2 separate regions of the Homo sapiens genome follow, and region 2 is linked to region 1. The links are chromatin loops, found by intact Hi-C in ENCODE. Cell type or tissue: heart left ventricle. All regions are shown on one strand. Links, peaks and the distances in the headings refer to the core of each region. The heading gives the core; the rest is flanking DNA. Region 1 has its middle 7.1 kb from the start of OR1M1. Region 2 has its middle 39 kb from the start of CD320.

Region 1 (10,529 bases), core at 1,335-9,334:
AGTGCTGGGATTACAGGTGTGAGCCACCGCGCCCCAGCCAGAGGCAGGGATTTATTGAGAATGAAAGCACACTCCACAGTGTGGGAGTGGGCTGGAGCATAGGGGCTCAAAGTCCCCATTACAGAATTTTTCGGAGTTTAAATACCCTTTACTTGGGGTACGCCCTATGTAAATGGAGAGGATGAAGTAAGGTTACAGTCATTGACTTGGCTTCCGCCCTTCCTGCCATAGGTGAAGTGTGAATCGACCTTATATTCTTGGCCTCCAGACCTTGTTTTCCTGACTCAGTGACACTGATGGGAGTGTAGCAGTGAGGACAACCAGAGGTCACTATTGGGGCCATCTTGGTTTTGGTGGGTTTTGACTGGCTTCTTTTTGCAACCTGTTTTATCAGCAAGGTCTTTATGACCTGCATCTTGTGCTGACCTCCTATCTCATCCTGTGACTTAGAATGCCTTAATTGTCTGGGAACACAGCCCAGCAGGTCTTGGCCTTATTTTACCCAGCCCCTACACAAGATGGAGTCACTCTGGTTTAAACATCTCTGACAAAGGCATTCAGAGAGAAAGTCTGTCCATGTGAACATTGTCTCCTAAGCTTGCCGGGTGCTCCAATCACGGCCATGGGCAGGACGTGTGACAGCTGGTCTCCCCCTCCAAGACTCCCAGACTAGCAGGCAAATCTAACATTCCAGAAACCCTTAAATAGTTCATGAATGACACCTGAAATCTGCATTCTGCTGGGGGAGGCAGGGACGTGTCTTGGCCGTGGCTGGGAAGCAAGATTTTTAAAGCTCAGGCCTGAGCTGGAAGAAAAGACTGGAGGAAGAGGGGAGGGGATGGGCAGGATTCCAACTCTCCTGGGGGAGTTCCAGGCTGGGGCAACACCGGTTTTACTTTCTGAAGCGGAGGGAGGTCTCTGTCCATCTCCTGCTGACACCCACCCCACCTGGGCCTGGCTGCTACCCGAGGGTAATTATCTGCACCCAGCCATGCACCGCACCGCCGTTCCCACTGCCCATGACTCACTCGGCCCCCCTTGCGTTCTTTGTTCTTCGCCTCCTTCCCCCACCTCCCTGCAGGCTTCACACTTTGCAGGCCTAGGTCTTAGTCATCTCTGGGAACGGCTCCAATTTTCTTACAATGATAAGTAAATGGATCATTCTTTAGCTCGGCTAGAATGTCCCCATCTTTATTCTCAGAGCAATTCCTTGCACATAGCCGCATGCCCTCATCATAGGGATTTTGCCCTGGCTGCCACCTTGCCCTCCTTCTGGTTCCCTGTTTCATTTTCGAAGGTCTTTCTTCTTTGAGACAAGGTCTCACTCTGCCCCTAGGTGAAGGGCAGTGATGCGATCATAGTTTACTGTAGCCTCCAACTCCTGGGCCCAATCGATCCTCCAACCTTGGCCTCCTGAGTAGCTGGGACTGTAGGCACCCGGCTAATTTTTAAAAATTATTTTCAGAGACAGGGTCTTGGCCGGGTGCGGTGGCTCATGCCTGTAATCTCTGTACTTTAGGAGGCCGAGGTGGGTGGATCACCTGAGGTCCGGAGTTCCAGACCAGCCTGGCCAAAATGGTGAAACCCCGTCTATATTAAAAATACAAAAAAATTAGCCAGGCGTAGTGGTGCACGCTTGTAGTCTCAGCTACTCAGGAGACTGACGCAGGAGAATCACTTGAACCCAGGAGGTGGAGGTTGCAGTGAGCCGAAATTATGCCATTGCACTCCAGCCTGGGCGACAAGAACAAAACTCCATCTCAAAAACAAAACAAACAAACAAACAAAAAAACTCAAAAGAGACAGGTTCTTGCTGTGTTGCCCAGGCTGGTCTCGAACTCCTGACCTCAAGTGATCCTACTGCATTGGCCTCCCAAAATGCTGAGATGACAGTCGTGAGCCACCACACCTGGCCTCGTTTTGAAGGTCTTGAATCAAATAATTACCTTTTCCTTGAGGTATCTGGAATATATAGATAACATAACCGGTTAGGTCAGGGGTCGATCTTTAACCAGGCCCAGGGTGCGGTGCCGGGCTGTCTGCCTATGGATTTGATTTCTGCCATTTAGTTTTTACTTCTTCTTTCTTTGGAGGCAGAAATTGGGCATAATATGAGGGGTGGTGTCCTCCCTTACTATGATTGTGCCCCTGCACTCCAGCCTGGTCAACACAGCAAGACCCTGTCTCAAAAAGAAAAGGGATCTAACATCTTTTTAAATTTACTTATTTATTCTACCTGTAGACTCTTAACACTAGAATGTCAGGGATTTTTGCATGTTGGTTCATTCACTGATCCGTTGTATTCTCAGACCTGGGGCTTGTCAAGCATGCAGGCACTGAATGAACATCTGTTAAGGAAATGCCGAGTGAGCCAAGCATGGAATTTGTAAGGCTCTTGTGTCGTTTCGAACCCCGAGAGCAAGCCAACAAACAACATGAGCTGGTGTGGAGCAACACGCTGTTTTAATGTGCACCTGGGTGCAGACGGCTGAGGCCTAAAATGGCGTCAGCCCCAAGTGAGGACGGGGCAGGGGTTTTATAGTCTCCCGTAAACAGCAAGTGTCCCAGTCTGACGTAACTGCTACATGGTACCCGGATGGCCCGTCTCTTGATCTTCAGGGGCATGTGTCTTCCGGCCAGGGTAGATGTCTTCCAGCCAGGGTACGTGTCTTCCGGCCAGGGCAGGTGTCTTCCGGCCAAGGTAGCTGTCTTCCGGCCAGGGTAGATGTCTTCCGGCCAGGGTAGATGTCTTCCGGCCAGGGTAGGTGTCTTCCGGCCAGGGTAGATGTCTTCCGGCCAGGGTAGATGTCTTCCGGCCAGGGTACGTGTCTTCCGGCCAGGGTACATGTCTTCCGGCCATCTCTCTTCCTGCTTCTGCTATCTTGCTGGCGCATGCTGCTGGGGCAAGTAGCCTTGCACCTTGGGACTGGGCCTGAGAAGGGAGGAGTTATTCATCCCCCCAAGTTTATCCTCCCAAGTTTTCAGGCCGCGGGGAGAATCTTTCAGAATTATTCTGTCAATATTGTTTCTTCCCCCTTACCCTGGCTCTCTTCTCCCAATCCTGCCCTGGTCCCCACTCTGCAGATGAGTAGACACTGTGTCCCACCTTGTCCTGTGGGTGCCTGATACTTGACTCTGTCAGTGCTTGTGGCTGCTGTAGTTTTATTTATTTTCGAGACAGAGTCTCACTCTGTCACCCAGGTTGGAGTGCAGTGGCGCTATCTCGGCTCACCGCAACCTCTGCCTCCCAGGTTCAAGCGATTCTTCTGCCTCAACCTCCCGAGTAGCTGGGATTATCTAGGCGTGCACCACCATGCCCAGCTATTGTATTTTTAGTAGAGACAGGGTTTCACCATGTTGGCCAGGCTGGTATCAAACTCCTGACCTCAGGTGATCCCCCCACCTCGGCCTACCAAAGTGCTGGGATTACAGGTGCGAGCCACTGTGCCTGGCTTGTAGTTTAATTTTTATTTATTTATTTATTTATTTATTTATTTATTTTTGGAGATGAAGTCTTGCTCTGTCACCCAGTCTGGAGTGCAGTGGCACAATCTCGGCTCACTGCAACCCCCACCTCTCAGGTTCAAGCGATTCCCCTGCCTCAGCCTCCCAAGTAGCTGGGATTACAGGCGTGCACCATCATGCCTGGTTAATTTTTGTATTTTTAGTAGAGATGGGGTTTCGCCATGTTGGCCAAGCTGGTCTTGAACTCCTGGCCTTAAGTGATCTGCCTGCCTTGGCCTCCCAAACTGCTGGGATTACAGGCGTGAGCCACTGCACCAGGCCAATTAACTTCTCCTAATCTGTAACTAAGGTCTGAGTCCTGAAGACCTTCCTCTGAGCCTCAGTAAATTTACTTAATCTAGATGGGTCCAGGTGCCAGGGATAGTTACCCTTATCTTGTCTCCTGCTAAATTTTAGAGTCTAGAGAGTTTCTTCAGACTCCCAATAAAACTTGTTTAATCCTAAACAGGTCCATTAAGAATTCCTTCATTATCTTGTCATGCTTCAAGGCCCAGGAAAGGCCTGGGCAAAACTCTTGGTGTGCTTTTGTTACGTTCCAGCCTTTGTCTAAGGGCACTGGCGCTATCATCTTTAAATATTTAACTTAACCACGCAGTCAGTGCTGAAACAGTTGTTAGAGAGGCCTGTGTTAGTGAGACCTGGCCTGTCACAGTATCTCTCTGTCTCTCTTTCCCTCCCTCTCTCTTTTTCTTGCATAACTGCAGTATCTCTCTGTCTCTGTCTCTCTCTGTAGCGCTCCCTCTGTCTCTCTCTTTCATTTTTCTTTTCTTTTTATTTATTTATTTATTTATTTTTTGAGACGGAGTTTTGCTCTTGTTGCCCAGGCTGGAGTGCAATGGTGTGATCTCGGCTCACTACAATCTCCACCTCCCGGGTTCAAGCAATTCTCCTGCCTCAGCCTCCCAAATAGCTGGCATTACAGTCACACACCACCATACCTGGCTAATTTTTTTTTTTTTTTTTTTTTTTTGAGATGGAGTCTCGCTCTGTCGCCCAGGCTGGAGTGTAGTGGCGCAATCTCGGCTCACTGCAACCTCCACCTCCCAGGTTCAAGTGATTCTCCTGCCTCAGCCTGCCGAGTAGCTGGGATTACAGGCGTGCACCACCATGTCCAGCTAATTTTTGTATTTTTAGTAGGGACAGGGTTTCACCATGTTGGTCAGGCTGGTCTCGAACTCCTGACCTCTTGAACTGCCCGCCTCGGCCTCCCAAAGTGCTGGGATTACAGGTTTGAGCCACCACGCCTGGACTAATTTTTGTATTTTTAGTAGAGACGGGGTTTCGTCATGTTGGCCAGGCTGGTCTTGAACGCCTGACTTCAGGTGATCCACCTGCCTCAGACTCCCAAAGTGCTGGGATTACAGGCGTGAACCACCAGGTCCGGTCTTCTCTCTCTCTTTTTCTTGCATAACTTCAGTATCTCTCTGTGGACAACAGAAACCAGATGGCCCCAGTCCTGGGTTAGGTGGGAAGATATTCACCGAGCCCAGGGGCTGGGGTGGGAAATTTGGAAAACGTAAGGCCACTTTCAACCCTTTCCCAGTGTGCCTTAACTTGGGAAGCCCCTGGGCTATAGGCTTCTGGCTCCCCAGTGGCAAAAGGCACTGAGGTCAGGTGGGGAAAGGGACCAGGATTAAGCAAAATGTCTGTGCTAGGCGGGAGATGCTGTCTGTGAAAAGTGCCCGAGGGACTGGAGCACCTGAGACGTCCTCGCTGCGTGTTTCTTCTGCCCTCGTGTGTCTCCATTGGGAACTGCAGTAACCCAAGTCTAGGTTTTTGTTGTTTTTTGAGATGGAGTCTCTCTCTGCCGCCCAGGCTGGAGTGCAATGGTGTGATCTTGGCTCATTGCAACCTCCACCTCCTGGGTTCAAGCGATTCGCCTGCCTCAACCTGCCGAGTAGCTGGGATTACAGGTGCCCGCCACCACGCCTGGTGAATTTCTGTATTTTTAGTAGAGATGGAGTTTTGCCATGTTGGCCAGGCTGGTCCCAAACTGCTGACCTCAGGTAATCTGCCCGCCTCGGCCTCCCAAAGTGCTGGGATTACAGATGTGAGCCACCACACCCGGCCTTAAGTTTATTATTATTATTATTATTTTAGACAGCATCTTGCTCTGTCACCCAGGCTGGAGTACAGTGGTGCAATTATGGCTCATTGTAGCCTGGACCTCCCGGCCTCTGCTGATCCTCTTTCCTCAGCCTCCCAGGTAGTTGAGACTACAGGTGTACACCACCAGGCCTGGCTACTTTTTTTTTCTTTTTTGGTAGAGATGGGATCTCACTATGTTGCCCAGGCTGGTCTTAACCTCCTGGGCTCAAGCAATCTACCCACCTCTGCTGGGCATGGTGGCTCATGCCTGTAGAGCCAGCACTTTAGGAAACCTTTATTTCTTAACACAGAGCAAGTTGGAGATGTTTTTGTTTGGCTGACAGAATCTTAAGAGATTTATTGGTGCCTGAGGCATTTCTCATTTCACAGGGGAGGGAGGGGTCTAAATAAATGCTTCAGCTCAAGCTGGATACAGAGGGAGGGATTTTCCCAAATTTCTAGCAGCCCCCAGGTTGTAATAACTTCCCAAGTCTCTGGCAATTCCAGCCTTCTGTCAATTAGCACTGTAATCACCTGCGTGCCTATGGCAAGAGAGTTTAGGGAACTTGCAAGAAGAGAGAGCTGTAGTTTCGCTTTCCCATGGTTTCTGGTTACTCCAAAAAGGCCCTGACCAGAATCATGGACTCTCCATGGCAAACTCTCATCTTATTTTATATTTATTTGTTTATTTATTTATTTTTTTATTTTTGAGATGGAGTTTTGTTCTTGTTGCCCAGGCTGGAGCGCGATGGCATGATCTTGGCTCATCACAACCTCCACCTCCCGGGTTCAAGCAGTTTTCCTGCCTCAGCCTCCCGAGTAGCTGGGACTATAAGCATGCACCACCATGCCCTGCTAATTTTGTATTTTTAGTAGAGACGGGGTTTCCCCATGTTGGTCATGGCTGGTCTCGAACTCCCAACCTCAGGTGATCCACCTGCCTCGGCCTCCCAAACTGCTGGGATTACAGGCGTGAGCCACTGCACCTGGCCTATTTTATTTTTTATGTATTTTATTTTTTGAGATGGAGTCTCGCTCTGTTGCCCAGGCTGGAGTGTAGTGACGTGATCTTGGCTCACCGCAACCTCTGCCTCCTAGGTTCAAGCGATTCTCCTGCCTCAGCCTCCCGAGTAGCTGGGACTACAGGTGTGCACCACCATGTCTGGCTGATTTTTTTGTATTTTTAGTAGAGACGAGGTTTCACCATCTTGGCCAGGCTGCTCTTGAACTCCTGACCTCGTGATCCAGCCGCCTCAGCCTCCCAAAGTGCTGGGATTACAGGCATGAGCCATTGCGCCCAGGCTTACTTTATTTTTTTAGTTTAATTTTTTTTTTTTGAGACAAGGGTCTTGCTATGTTGCCCAGGCTGGAGCACAGTGTTTATTCACAAGCACAATCATTGCACACTACAGCCTTGAACTTGGTCTCAAGCAATCCTCCCAACTTCCAATTATCTTAAATTCTGTTTTTGTCTTTGTTTTTGAAATGGAGTCTCTCTCTGTAGCCCAGGCTGGAGTGCAGTGGTGGGATCTTGGCTCCCTGCAACCCCCGCCTCCCGGGTTCAAGTGATTCTCCTGCCTCAGCCTCCCAAGTAAGTGGGATTATAGGTGCGCACCACCTCGCCTGGCAAATTTTTGTATTTTTAGTAGAGACCGGGTTTCACCACCTTGGCCAGGCTGGTCTGAAACTCCTGATCTCAGGTGATCCGCCTGCCTCTGCCTCCCAAAGTGCTGGGATTACAGGTGTGAGCCACCGTGCCACCTGGCCATTCTTTTTTTTTTTTTTTTTGCCAGAGTCCTGCTCTGTCACCCAAGCTGGAGTGTGGTGGCACCATCTCAGCTCACTGCAATCTTCGACTCCCGGGTTCAAGTGATTCTCTTGCCTCAGCCTCCGAAGTAACTGGGATTACAGATGCCCACCACCACACCCAGTTAATTTTTGTATTTTAGTAGAGATGCGGTTTTACCATGTTGGCCAGTCTGGTCTCTAACTCCCGATCTCAAATGATCCACCTGCCTTGGCCTCCCAAAGTTCTGGGATTGCAGGCATGAGCCACCATCCCCGGTCAAATTCTGTGTTTCATTCACCAGAATAGTCACCAGAAAGCAGATTTTCTTCGTCTTTCCAACCTGTGTACTTACTTATAGAAATCTACAGCAGGGCCACATCTGGAGGTCTGTTTGTTCACCTGAGAAATTAAAATTTAATTCTCTTGGAAGAAAAGTAACACAAATAAATCAGAGGTTTGATTATTCAAAGCCATTCTGCTTAATATCATGTCAGCTTGAGGCCGGGCACTGTGGCTCATGGCTGCTTTTGCTTTTGCTTTGTTGGTGTGTTTTGTCCAATTCTTTGTTTGGGAATCCAAGAACCTGAACACCTTCTACCAGTAACACCATGACAGTTTACAGATGCCATGGCGACATCAGGAAGTTACCCCAGATGCTCTAAAAAGGTGAGGCATGAATAATCCTCCCCTTGTTTAGCATATCATCAAGAAATAACCATGAAAATGGGCAACCAGCAGCCCTCGGGGCTTCTCTGTCTATGGAGTAGTCATTCTTTTATTCCTTTGCTTTCCTAAAAACTTGTTTTCACTTTGTGGACTTGCCTGAGATCCAAGAGCCCTCTCTTGGGATTTGGATTGGACCCCTTTCCTGTAACACCTTGGGGTCAGGAAAGGCTTTCTCTCCCAGTGCCTTGGGGTCAGGCACAGGGCCACAGCTTCCCCATAGAGAGCCCAGGAATGTTTGCATTATCAGGGATAAGAGATGGCCTTGCTTCCGGTTTGAAGGCTCACCAGCATCTTGGGGATGGTGTTGGTGGCCAGACAGAAATCAATCAGGGACAGGTTGGCCAGGAAGAAGTACATGGGGGTGTGGAAGTGGGAGTCTATGCTGATGGCCAGGATGATGAGCAGGTTCCCCAGGACTGTACCAGGTACATGCAGAGGAACAGAGAAAAGAGAAGTGTTTCCTGCTCCGGCTTTTCTGACAGTCCCAGGAGGATGAATTGAGATGCACTGGTTTGGTTTCCTGGTTCCATGGGTGTGATTCCTCTGGAAGTATGGAAAGGGGAGGTTATAGGAATGCCAGGGAGATGGTTTTGGAAGGTTAGATGAACTCTAACCTTTAATTTTAACCTTTAACTTTAGAGACCCTGTCTCTAAAATATAAATATTATATATGCTATAATATATATATTATTTTTCAGAGACAAGATCTTGCTCTGTCACCCAGGATGGAGTGCAGTGGTGCAATCATAGCTCATTGCAACCTTGAACTCCTGGACTCAAGCCATCCTCCTGCCACAGCCTCTCTAGTAGCAGGGTCTACAGTCACACATCACCATGCCTGGCCTATTTATCTTCTTTTTTGGGGGTGGAGAGAGGGTTTTGCTATCTTGTCCAGGCTGGCCTTGAACTCCTGGGCTCAAGCGATCCTCCCATCTAGGACTTCCGAAGCTCTGCGATTGCAGGTGTGAGCCACCACACTTGGCCTGACAACAGCTTATATATAGGTTGCACCTTGAACCATGGATGAAATGTTTACAGCAACTCATCTTCTTCTTTTTTTATTAATTAAAAAATTTTAGGTTGGACGTGGTGGCTCACGGCTGTAATCCCAGCACTTTGGGAGGCCAAGGCGGGCGGATCATTTGAGGTCAGGAGTTTGAGACCAGCCTGGCCAACATGGCAAAACCCTGTCTCTACTGAAAATACAAAAATTAGCTGGGCGTGGTGGCAGGCGCCTGTAATTTCAGCTACTTGGGAGGCAGAGACAGGAGGATTACTTGAACCCAGGAGGCAGAGGTTGCACTGAGCTGAGATCATGCCATTGCACTCCAGCCTGGGCAACAAGAGTGAAACTCCATCTCAAAAAAATAAAAAAGTAATATAACCATTAATATTGATGCTACTGTCAACTGTTGACTCTCCAAACAAACCCAGCAAGTGCTTGTAAGCCAAAAATAACCACCCCCATCCATCTGAAGGGACCCCTCCTCTTGGCCAAAGGCATTCTAAAGTTAACCTGAAAAGCTGCTTCAGGACTGTGTGTGGTGGCTCATGCCTGTAAACCCAGCACTATGGTAGATGGGCGAATCACTAGAGGCCAGGAGTTCAAGACCAGACTCTCCAACATAGTGAAATCCTGTCTCTACTAAAAATACAAAAACATTAGCTGCGCGTGGTGGCATACACAGGTAATCCTAGCTACCTAGGAGGCTGAGGCACGTGAATTGCTTGAACCCAGGAGGCAGAGGTTGCAGTGAGCCAAGATCGTGCCATTGCACTCCAGCCTGGGCGACAAGAGTGAAACTCCGTCTCAAAGAAAAAAAAATGTTAAAAGAAGTAATTTATAGAGAAGAATATAATAGAGGTCAGAAACTCAGATCTACGTAAATAAAGGAAAAGCATTAAAGAAGTAATAGGTAAAAGAGAAACAAGAGCTTTTGGCTGGGTGTGGTGGCTGACACCTGTAATTCCAGCACTTCAGAATTTTTATCATGAAAGGTTTTTATTTCATGAGTGTTTATTGAGTGAGCACATTACCCCATAATCTGGGCATTGCCTCATAAAACCAAATTTCTAAAAATTTAGGAGGCTGAGGCAGAAGAATCCCTTGGGGCCAAGAGTTTGAGACCAGCCTAGGAAACCTAGCGAGACCCCATCTCTATAAAACATTAAAAATTTTTTAAAAATTAGCCAGGATTGATGGCACACACCTGTAGTCCCAGTTACTCAGGAGGCTGAAGAGGGAGGATTATGTAAGCCCAGGAATTGGAGGCTGCAGTGGGTTATGACCAGACCACTGCACTCTACCCTGGGTGACAGAATGACACCCTGTTCAAAAATAAGAAAGGAAAACAGAAAAACCTATAGATTAAAAGGACTTAAAACAGTAATCAACCAACTG
Region 2 (10,529 bases), core at 1,337-9,336, 810 kb before region 1:
TCACCTGAGGTCAAGAGTTAGAGACCAGACTGGCCAACATAGTGAAACCCCATCTCTACTAAAAATGCAAACATTAGCCAGGCGTGGTAGGGGGTGCCTGTAATTCCAGCTACTCGGGAGGCTGAGGCAGGAGAATCACTTGAACCTGGGAGGTGCAGGTTGCAGTAAGCCGAGATCATGCCACTGCACTCCAGCCAGGGCAACAGAGCCAGACTCCATCTCAAAAAAAAAAAAAAAAAAGGGGGGGGGGGCAAAGAGACCAGGTGTGGTGGCTCACCCCTATAATCCCAGCACTTTGGGGGCTTAGGCAAGAGGATCAGTTGAGTCCAGGAATTCAAGACCAGCCTGGGAAATATAGCAAGACTCCCTTCTCCACAAAAAAAGAAAAAAATAGGCAAAGGACTTGAATAGAAATTTCTCGACTGAGTGTGGTGGCTCACACCTGTAATCCCAGCACTTTGGGAGGCTAAGGCAGGTGGATCACCTGCGGTCAGGAGTTCGAAACCAGCCTGGCCAACATGGTGAAACCCATCTCTACTAAAAATACAAAAATTAGCCGGGCATGGTGACACGTGCATGTAATCCCAGCTACTCGGGAGGCTGAGGCAGGAGAATCGCTTGAACCCGGGAGGCAGAGGTTGCAGTGAGCTGAGAGCGCGCCACTGCACTTCAGCCTGGGCAACAAGAGCAAGACTCCATCTAAAGGAAAAAGAAAAAGAAAAAAAAAATTCCCAAAAAGAAATGGCCAATAAGCACATGAAAAGATATTCAACATTGTTAGTCATTAGGAAAATGCAAATCAAAAACACAATGAGAAACCACTTTACATCCACAAGAGTGGGTATAATAAAAGAAGTGTTGGCCAGGTGCAGTGTAATCCCCTCATGCCTGTAATCCCCAAACTTTGGGAGGCTGAGGCAGGTGGATCACCTGAGGTCGAGACTTCGAGACCAGCCTGACCAACATGGAGAAACCCCTCTCTCCTAAAAATACAAAATTAGCCGGGCATGGTGGTACATGTCTGTAATCCCAGGTACTTGGGAGACTGAGGCAGGAGAATCACTTGAACCTGGGAGGCAGAGGTTGCAGGGAGCCAAGATCATGCCACTACACTCCAGCCTGGGTAACAAGAGCGAAACTCTGTCTTAAAAAAAAAAAGTGTTGGCAAGGATGTGGAAAAAATGAAACAACTGTATTCACTGCTGGTGGAAATGTAAAATGATCACTGTGGAAAATCGTTTGGTGGTTCCTCAAGAAATTAAATAGAATTACTATATGATCCAGCAATTCCACTCCTAGGAATAGACCCAAAAGAATTGGAAGCAGGTACTCAAATATTTACACATGAATGTTCATAGCAGCACTAGTCACAATAAAGGTAGAAACAGCTGATCACAATGGTTCACTCCTGTAATCCCAACACTTTGGGAGGTCGAAGTGGGAGGATTGCTTGAGCACAGGAGTTCAAGACCAGCCTGGACAACATAGTGAGACATGGTCTCTGCAAAAAAATAGAAAAATCAGCAGGGTGTGGTGGCATGCACGTATACTCCCAGCTACTCAGGAAGTTGAGTGAGAGGATTGCCTGAGCCCAGGAGTACAAGACTGCTGTGAGCTATGATCATGCCACTATACTCCAGCCTGCGCAACAGAGAGACCCTGTCTGGAGGGGTGGGGGGAGAAAAAAACACCATAGAAACAACCCAAATGTCCAATAACAAATTGTAGTCCATCCATACAATGGACTACTACTCAGCCATGAAAAGGAATACAGCACTCACATATGCTGCATGTGAATGAACCCTGGAAGCATTATGCTCAGTGTAAGAACCCAGACATAAAAGGTCACACATTTTATGATTCCACCTATATGAAATATCCAGAAGAGGTAAACCTATAAAAATAAAATGTATATTTATAGCTGCCGGGGGCTTCAGGGTGAAGGCATAGGAAGAAACTGTTTAATGGGTACGGAGTTTTATCTTGCAGCGGTGGAAATGTTTTGGAACTAAAGTCGTGGTTCTACAACATTGCAAATGCACTCGATGCCACTGAACTGTTCACTTTAAGATGGTTCGTTATGTAAATTTCATCTTAATAAATGCATGAAGAAAGGGATTTGTATGTATCAACTACAGTGTCTCATGAAGCAAAGATTATAATTATTCCATTTACCTGGTGTTTCCCTATCCAATAATTCCCATTTCCTCCAAAAAAACAAATAATAGGAACCTCATGGGTTGAAAGAGAGCCCATAATGAAGATTAGAAAATACACTCCTATAGATGAATAGCAAAGGCCGGGCACAGTGGCTCACGCCTGTAATCCCAGCACTTTGGGAAGTCAAGGTGGGCGGATCACGAGGTCAGGAGATCGAGACCATCCTGGCCAACATGGTGAAACCCCGTCTCTACTAAAAATACAAAAATTAGCTGGGTGTGGTGGCACATGCCTGTAATCCCAGCTACTCGGGAGGCTGAGACATGCCAGCACTCCAGCCTGGCAACAGAGTGAGATTTTGTCTCCAAAAAAAAAAAAAAAAAAAAAAAGATGAATAGCAAAAATATAAAAATATTACATGTCAATGTTTGTGGAGTGTAGCTTAAGCAATCCTTTGGAGGAAGTTTGCAGCCTAACAGGCTTATATTAGAAACGAAAAAAAAAAAAAAGCAGCCTGGCGTGGTGGCTCACACCTGTAATCCCAGCACTCTGGGAGGCCAAGGGGGGTGGATCATGAGGTCAGGAGTTTGAGATCAGTCTGACCAACATGGTGAAACCCCGTCTCTACTAAAGATACAAAAAAAAAAAAAAAAATTAGCCAGCAGTGGTGGCACGTGCCTGTAATCCCAGCTACTCAGGAGGCTGAGGCAGGAGAATCGCTTGAACCCAGGAGGCAGAAGTTTCAATGAGCCAAGATTGTGCCATTGTACTCCAGCCTGGGCAACAGGGTGAGACTCAAAAAAAAAAAAAAAAAAAAAAAAAAAAGAAAAAGCTCAAAAATAATTAGCTAAGCATTTAAGAAGATTTTAAAGAACAGTAAAATAAGCTCAATAAAAGAAAAAACAGGATAAGTGTTAAAATTAGGATCATCAAACCTAAAAGTTAGTTATTTGAATGACTAACAGACGAACATCTGGCAAGATTAATAAAGAAAAATAAAAGAAGTCACAGAAAAAAATATAGAGACAGGCCAGGTGCGGTGGCTCATACCTGTAATCCCAGCACTTCTGGAGACCAAGGGAGAGGATCACTTGAGCCCAGGAGTTCAAGATCAGCCTGGCAACATGGCAAGACCCCCATCTCTGCACAAAATTTAAAAATCAGGCATGGTGGTATGTGCCTGTAGTCCCAGCTACTCAGGAGCTCAAGGCAGGAGGACCACTTGAACCAGGAGTTCAAGGCTGCAGTGAGCCGTGATCTTGCCACTGCACTCCAACCTGAGGAATAGTGGAAGGCCCCAACACTAAAAAACAAAAATAAAGCATCATACATGTCAAATGTTATATTTAATGTCATATTTAATTGTTGGGTACATAACCCTTAAGGTAAGAAATAAGACAATAGCTGCTATCGCCACCCTTATTCAAAATTATTCTGGGAGTTCTAGTTAACAATAAATCAAAAAAGGCCGGGCGCGGTGGCTCACGCCTGTTAATCCCAGCACTTTGGGAGGCCGAGGCAGGCAGATCACCTGAGGTCGGGAGTTCGAGACCAGCCTGACCAACATGGAGACACCCCATCTCTACTAAAAATACAAAAAAATTAGCCGGGTGTGGTGGCGCATGCCTGTAATCCCAGCTACTTGGGAGGCTGAGGCAGGAGAATCACTTGAACCTGGGTGGCGGAGGTTGCAGTGAGGCGAGGTCACGCCATTGCATTCCAGCCCAGGCAACAAGAGTGAAATTCCGCCAATTAAAAAAAAAAAAACCGTAAAACAAAAAAAGATATCAGTAGGAGAAATAAAGAGAATAAAACTGCCCATTATTAGTCTATGACATATCTATATCAAAAACCCAGGATGTAGAAGGCAGCACAAGATAACAGAATAGAAGGCTCCACCAACCATCCCTCCAACAAGGACACCAATTTAACAGCTACACACAAAAAAGCACTTTCCCAAGAACCAAAAATCCCAGCCGGGAGCAGTGGCTCATGCCTGTAGTTCCAGCTACTCAGGAGGCTGAGGCAGGAGAATCACTTGAACCCGGGAGGCAGAGGTTGCAGTGAGCCGAGATCGCGCCACTGCACTCCAGCCTGGGCGACAGAGCAAGACTCTGTCTCCGAAAAAAAAAAAAAAAAAAAAAAAAAAAAAAAAAAAAAAAAAAAAAAAAAAAAAGAAGAACCAAAAATCAGGTGAGCACTCACAGTACCCGGTTTTAACTTTATATCACTGAAAGACACACTGAAGAAACACACTGAAAGTCCTGAATCTCTGACACCACCTCTCCGCCACCCCTGGCAGCATGGTGTGGAGAGTGCCTTTGTGTGTTGGGGAGAGGGAGGGGGCAGCAATTGTGAGGCATGGAACCCAGCGCTGTCCTTTTAGAGCAGAAAGAAAAACCCGACCACACTCAGCTGATGCCCACCCATAGAGGGTGTGGGCGGCAAGCCACCCAGGTGCCGAGGCAAGAGACTGAGGGCACAAGTTGTTCCAGTAAAATAAAAAATATATATAAAATAAAAATAGTTACACCAGAAGACAAGAGTGCGAGCCCTCTGTTATGCCCGGACAGGGCCACTAGAGGGCTCCATGGTCTAGCGGTAATGCCGGCGCCTGGGAAGGCACCCGTTACTTAGCAGACCGGGAAAGGGAGTCTCCCTTTCCTTGGGGGAGTTAGAGAAGACTCTGCTCCACCACCTCTTGTGGAAGGCCTGACATCAGTCAAGCCCCCACCATCCCCACCTGCCAACAGCCATCCAGAGGCCTAACAGTCTAGCCTCTGTCATGCTGTGCTTCAGCGGTCACGCTCCTGTTTCACTTTCATGTTCCACCCTGTACACCTGGCTCTGCCTTCTAGAAAACAGTAGCAGAATTAAGTGAAAGTATTAAGCCGTTGACCTCTCCAAGAAATAATGACATAAGCTGTCCCCTCTCTCTGCCTCGGCTACCAAACAGGGAAGGGCCCCCTGTCCAGTAGACACATGACTCACGTGACCTTACCTATCACTGGAGATGGCTCAACACTCCTTACCCTGCCCCCTTGCCTTATATCCAAAAAATAACAGTGCAGCCAGGCATTCAGGGCCACTACCGGTCTCTGCGTCTTGGTGGTAGTGGTCCTCCAGGCCCCAGCTGTCTTTCCTTCTCTTTGCCTTGTGTCTTTATTTCTACGATCTCTCATCTCCACACACGAGGAGAAAAACCCACAGGCCCTGTAGGGCTGGTCCCTATAGAGGGGGCATTTAAACCAGCCCTAACAAGAGGGAAATTATGGATCCCAGTGGAATTTGAGTTCCTGCAAACTTTGCGACCCACCATGGGCTAAAGTGCTCTGGGTCTCTAAGTAAATTTGAAAGTCAGTCTAGGCTATCAGTGCAACTCCTAGGCAAGTCCTAGTGAGGTAGAAGATAAGATTTGACTTCAGAGGTGGGGCTCAGACACCAGACCATATTGAGGACTAGCTAAAACAGGTGAAGGAAAAGGGAGGGGGAAGCAGCTTTCGATGAGACATGCCTGCCAGTGTGCCGTGTCAATTTCACATTACCATGCTAACATCAAGGAATTACTGCCCCTTTCCAGGCAATGCCCCAATGATTAGTACCCCCTTCCCTAAAAGTTTCTACATAAACTGCCCCTTAATCTGCATGCGATTAAAAGTGGGTATATGCCAGGCACAGTGGCTCACGCCAGTAATCTCAGCACTTTGGGAGGCTAAGGCAGGTGGATCGCTTCAGCCCAGGAGTTCAAGACCAGCCTGGCCAACATGTCAAGACCCCATCTCTGCTAAAAATACAAAAACTGGCGGGGCAGGGTGGCTCATGCCTGTAATTCCAGCACTTTGGGAGGTTGAGGAGGACAGATCACAAGCTCAAGAGATCGAGACCACCCTGGCTAATGCAGTGAAACCCCGTGTATACTAAAAAATACAAAAAATTAGCCAGGCCTGATGGTGGGCACCTGTAGTCCCAGCTACTCAGGACGCTGAGGCAGGAGAATGGTGTGAACCCAGGAGGTGGAGCTTGCAGTGAGCCAAGATCGTGCCACTGCACTCCAGCCTGAGCGACAGAGTGAGACTCCATCTGAAAAAATTAGCCAGGCCTGCTGGTGCCCGCCTGTAGTCCCACCTACTTGGGAGGCTGAGGCAGAAAAATCACTGGAACCCAGGAGGCGGAGGTTGCAGTAAGCTGTGATCACGCCATTGCACTCCAGTCTGGGCAACATGAGCGAAACTCCGTCTCAAAACTAAAAGAAAAGATGAAGATGAAAAGAATACCTTTATGGAAAAATATAAAATGCAAAACTTGCACCAAGAGGTACCAAAAAACTTTACTAAATCCATAAATATTAATGAAATGGAAATAACTTGGGGGAGGGGGCAGACAATATGGTTCATGCCTGTGATCCCAACATTTTGGGAGGCTAAGGTAGACAGATCACTTGAACCCAGGTGTTTAAGACCCATCTGGTCAACATAGCGAAACCTGGTCTCTACAAAACAATTTAAAAATTAGGCCGGGCGCGGTGGCTCACACCTGTAATCCCACCACTTTGGGAGGCCGAGGTGGGTGGATCACAAGGTCAAGAGATCGAGACCATCCTGGCTAACATGGTGAAACCCTGTCTCTACTAAAAATACAAAAAATTAGTTGGGCGTGGTGGCGGGCACCTGTAGTCCCAGCTACTCGGGAGGCTGAGGCAGGAGAATGGCCTGAACCCGGGAGGCGGAGCTTGCAGTGAGCCGAGATTGCGCTACTGCACTCCAGCCTTGGCGACAGAGGAAGACTCCATCTAAAATTTAAAAAATAAAAATAAATAAAAATTAGCTGGATATGGTGGTGTGTGCCTGTAGTCCCCACTACTCGAGAGGCTGAGGCTGAAGGATCGCTTGAACCCAGGAGGTCAAGGCTATAGTGAGTCATGATGGTGCCACTGCACTCCAGCCTGGTTGACAGAGGGAGACCCTGTTGAAAGAAAAAAATGAGAGAAAGAGAGGAAGGGAAGGGGAAGGGAAGAAACAAACTACCTTCCGCTAAAGGACAAAACCCAGAGGATTTTTCAACCAAAGTTTTTGGGGTTTTTTTTTTTTTTTTTTTTTTTAGACGGAGTCTTGCTTTTTTTTTTTTTGAGACAGCGTCTCGCTCCGTCGCCCAGGCTGGAGTGCAGCGGCGCGATCTCTGCTCACTGCAAGCTCCGCCTCCCAGGTTCACGCCATTCTCCTGCCTCAGCCTCCCGAGAAGCTGCGACTACAGGCGTCCGCCACCACGCCTGGCTAATTTTTTTCTATTTTTAGTAGAAATGGGGTTTCACCATGTTAGCCAGGATGGTCTCGATCTCCTGACCTCGTGATCTGCCCGCCTCGGCCTCCCAAAGTGCTGGGATTACAGGCGTGAGCCACCGTGCCCGGCCCCAATCAAGTTTTATCAACATTTCAAGTAACAGTTATTTCTCATCTAATTCAGGCTGATACCAAGAAGAGGGGGAGGGAAAAAAAAGAGGGAAAGGGGGAGAATATCCAATTTCTTTTATTTTTAAATTTTTTATTTTGGAGACAGGGTTTTGCTCTGTTGCCCAGGCTGGAATGCAGTGGTGTGATCACAGATCACTGCAGCTTCCAACACTTGGGCTCAAGCAATCCTCCTGCCTCAGTCTTCCCAGTAGCTAGGATGACAGGTGCACACAACCACACCCAGCTAATTTTTTTATTTTTGGTAGAGATTAGGCCTTGCTATGTTGTCCAGGATGATCTGAATCTCCTAGCCTCAAACCATCCTCCCACCTCGGCCTCCCAAGCACTAGGATTACATGTGTGAGTCACCAAAATGAGTACAGGGCTTCCTTTTGGGGTCATGAAAATATTCTGGCAGTAGATAGATATGGTTGCACTGCACTGTGAATGTACCAAATGCCACTGAATCATTCACTTCACAATGGTTAATTTTATGTTATATGAATTTCACTTTGATAAAAACAGATGTGGCCGGGCACAATGGCTCATGCCTGTAATCCCAGCACTTGAGAGGCCAAGGCCAGTCGATCACCTGAGGTCAGGAGTTCGAGACCAGCCTAACCAATATGGTGAAACCCCATCTCGAATCTCTACTAAAAATACAAAAATTAGCCAGGCATGGTAGCATGCACCTGTTGTCCCAGCTACAGGAGGCTGAGACAGAAGAATTGCTTGAACCTGGGAGGTGGAGGTTGCAGTGAGCCAAGATCACACCACTGCACTCCAGCACTCCAGGTTGGATGACCGAGCACAACTCCATCTCAAAAAAAAAAAAAAAAAAAAAAAAAAAAAAAGAGGAGGCCAGGCACTGTGGCTAAATTCTATCATCCCAGCCCTTTGGGAGGCCAAGGCAGGTGGATGACTTGAGGCTAGGAGCTTGAGACCAGCCTGGGCAACATAATGAGACCCCATCTCACAAACAAAAAAGATTTCTTGGCCAGGAATGGTGGCTGACGCCTGTAACCCCAGCACTTTTGAGAGTCTGAGGCAGGTGGATCACAAGGTCAGGAGTTCAAGACCAGCCTAGCAAACATAGTGAAAACCCCATCTCTACTAAAGATACAAAAAATTAGCTGGGCGTGGTGGCACGTGCCTGTAATGCCAGCTACTCGGGAGGCTAAGGCAGGAGAATCACTCTAACTCAGGAGGCAGAAGTTGCAGTGAGCTGAGATCACAGCACCACTGCACTCCAGCCTAGGCAACAGAGCGAGACTCTGTCTCAAAAACAAAAAACAAGAACAAAAACAAACAACAGTTCTAGAGATGGGTGGTGGTGATGAGTGCACAACATTGTAAAAATACTGAATACCTTTGAAGCCCACTTTAAAATTGTTAAAGTGGTCAATTTTATGTTATTTTTAGGTATAATACTTACGTACTTTTTGTATTTTTTTCTATTATGTATTGATATGTATATTTAACAGTAGAAAAAAAATGATGGTCACTCGATCGGAAACAGAAAAGGTTAAAGCAAAAGTAAAATGCATGAAAACCAGGGAGAACTGCCAGATAAGCACATGGTCAGTGACCCTGGATTAGCCCGAGGCTGACTGGGTGTTGGACATGGGGAACGACCACCACCTAGGGGCAACTTGCCATCTGCCGCTATGTTCTTTCTGGGACTTGGAAAAACATGCATTACTAGGAACTTCCCCTACTGTTATTCCCTGTTTCCCCCGCCACCCCGCCCGAGACAGAGTCTTACTCTGTCTCCTAAGCCGGAGTGCAATGGCCGATCTCGGCTCACTGCAACACCCGCTTCCCGGGTCCAAGCGATCCTCCTGTCTCAGCCTCCTGAGAAGCTGGGATTATAGGCACAGGCCACCATGCCTGGCTAATGTTTGTATTTTTAGTAAAGACGGGATTTCGCCACGTTGGTCAGGCTGGTCTCGAGCTCCTGACCTCAAGTGATCCGACAGCCTTGGCCTCCCAAAGTGCTGGGATTACAGACGTCAGCCACCGCACCCGGCCTGTTATTTCCTCTTAATACTGACATCATCCTCCTGTTTACCAATCTTTGTCACAGACCAGGTGGCATCTCTGAGAAAACAGAAATCAGCAGGAGAGACCTTCCAGAGCCACTGCCCTCCATCAACCTGCAGACCTGCATCAGGACCCAGACGCAGTGGCTCTTCCTCTTGCCCTGTGAGAATCAATTTGCCCTGGATGCAGCAAAACCACGCCCCCTTCTCCACCAACTCCTCCACCCCTTCATGGGCCTAGACAAGCACCTACCTCAACAACCTCCCCGCACCCCTGGAGCATTCCTATCAGCACACAAATAGGTTGATGCATTTTTCCCTCCTTTGTTTTTATTATTAAGGTGAAACTCACACGGCATAAAATTAACCTTTGTTTTTTTTCCTTTTTTTTTTTTTGAGACTGAGTCTCGCTGTATTGCCCAGGCTGGAGTGCAGTGGCGCGATCTCGGCTCACTGCAACCTCTGCCTCCCAGGTTCAAGCGATTCTCCTGCCTCAGCCTCTCAAGTAGCTGGGACCACAGGCTCGTGCCACGACACCTGGCCAATTATTGTATTTTTAGTAGAGACAGGGTTTTGCTATGTTGGCCAGGCTGGTCTCAAACTCCTGACCTCAAGTGATCCACCTGCTTCAGCTTCCCAAAGTGCTGGGATTACAGGTATGAGCCACCATGCCCAGCCCCTTCTTTTTTTGAGAGAGAGAGAGAGAGACACAGACAGACAGAGTCTTTGTCACCCAGGCTGGAGTGTAGTGACTCGATCTCAGCTCACCACAACCTCCACCGCCCGCCTCAGCCTCCTGAGTAGCTGGGACTACAGGCACACGCCACCATACCCTGCTAATTTTTGTATTTTTTGTACAGAAAGGGTCTTGCTATGTTGC

Evidence for each region. Hi-C counts contacts between places; a loop is a spot of excess contacts. Peaks named below come from ENCODE experiments on the same cell type or tissue, not always from the same donor. Only the 100,000 strongest peaks of a DNase experiment are listed, where the experiment ranks them.
Region 2: a loop joins it to region 1, with 8 times the contacts of the local background. A loop is called at or near these places in 4 of 110 quality-filtered maps.

Annotation. Positions count from the first base shown.
Region 1 is chr19:9,074,741-9,085,269 of GRCh38, forward strand. It overlaps the pseudogene OR1M4P. Among named protein-coding and RNA genes, the nearest start is that of OR1M1, 7.1 kb to the right of the region's middle. RefSeq lists an enhancer at 1-248. In heart left ventricle, for the core only: a CTCF peak has its summit at 5,264; no DNase peak of the experiment used is centred there; H3K27me3 peaks cover 805 bases.
Region 2 is chr19:8,264,338-8,274,866 of GRCh38, forward strand. No RefSeq gene overlaps it. Among named protein-coding and RNA genes, the nearest start is that of CD320, 39 kb to the right of the region's middle. RefSeq lists an enhancer at 4,639-4,968. In heart left ventricle, for the core only: CTCF peaks have their summits at 4,741 (motif pointing right) and 4,950; a DNase peak (open chromatin) is centred at 4,764; H3K4me3 peaks cover 928 bases.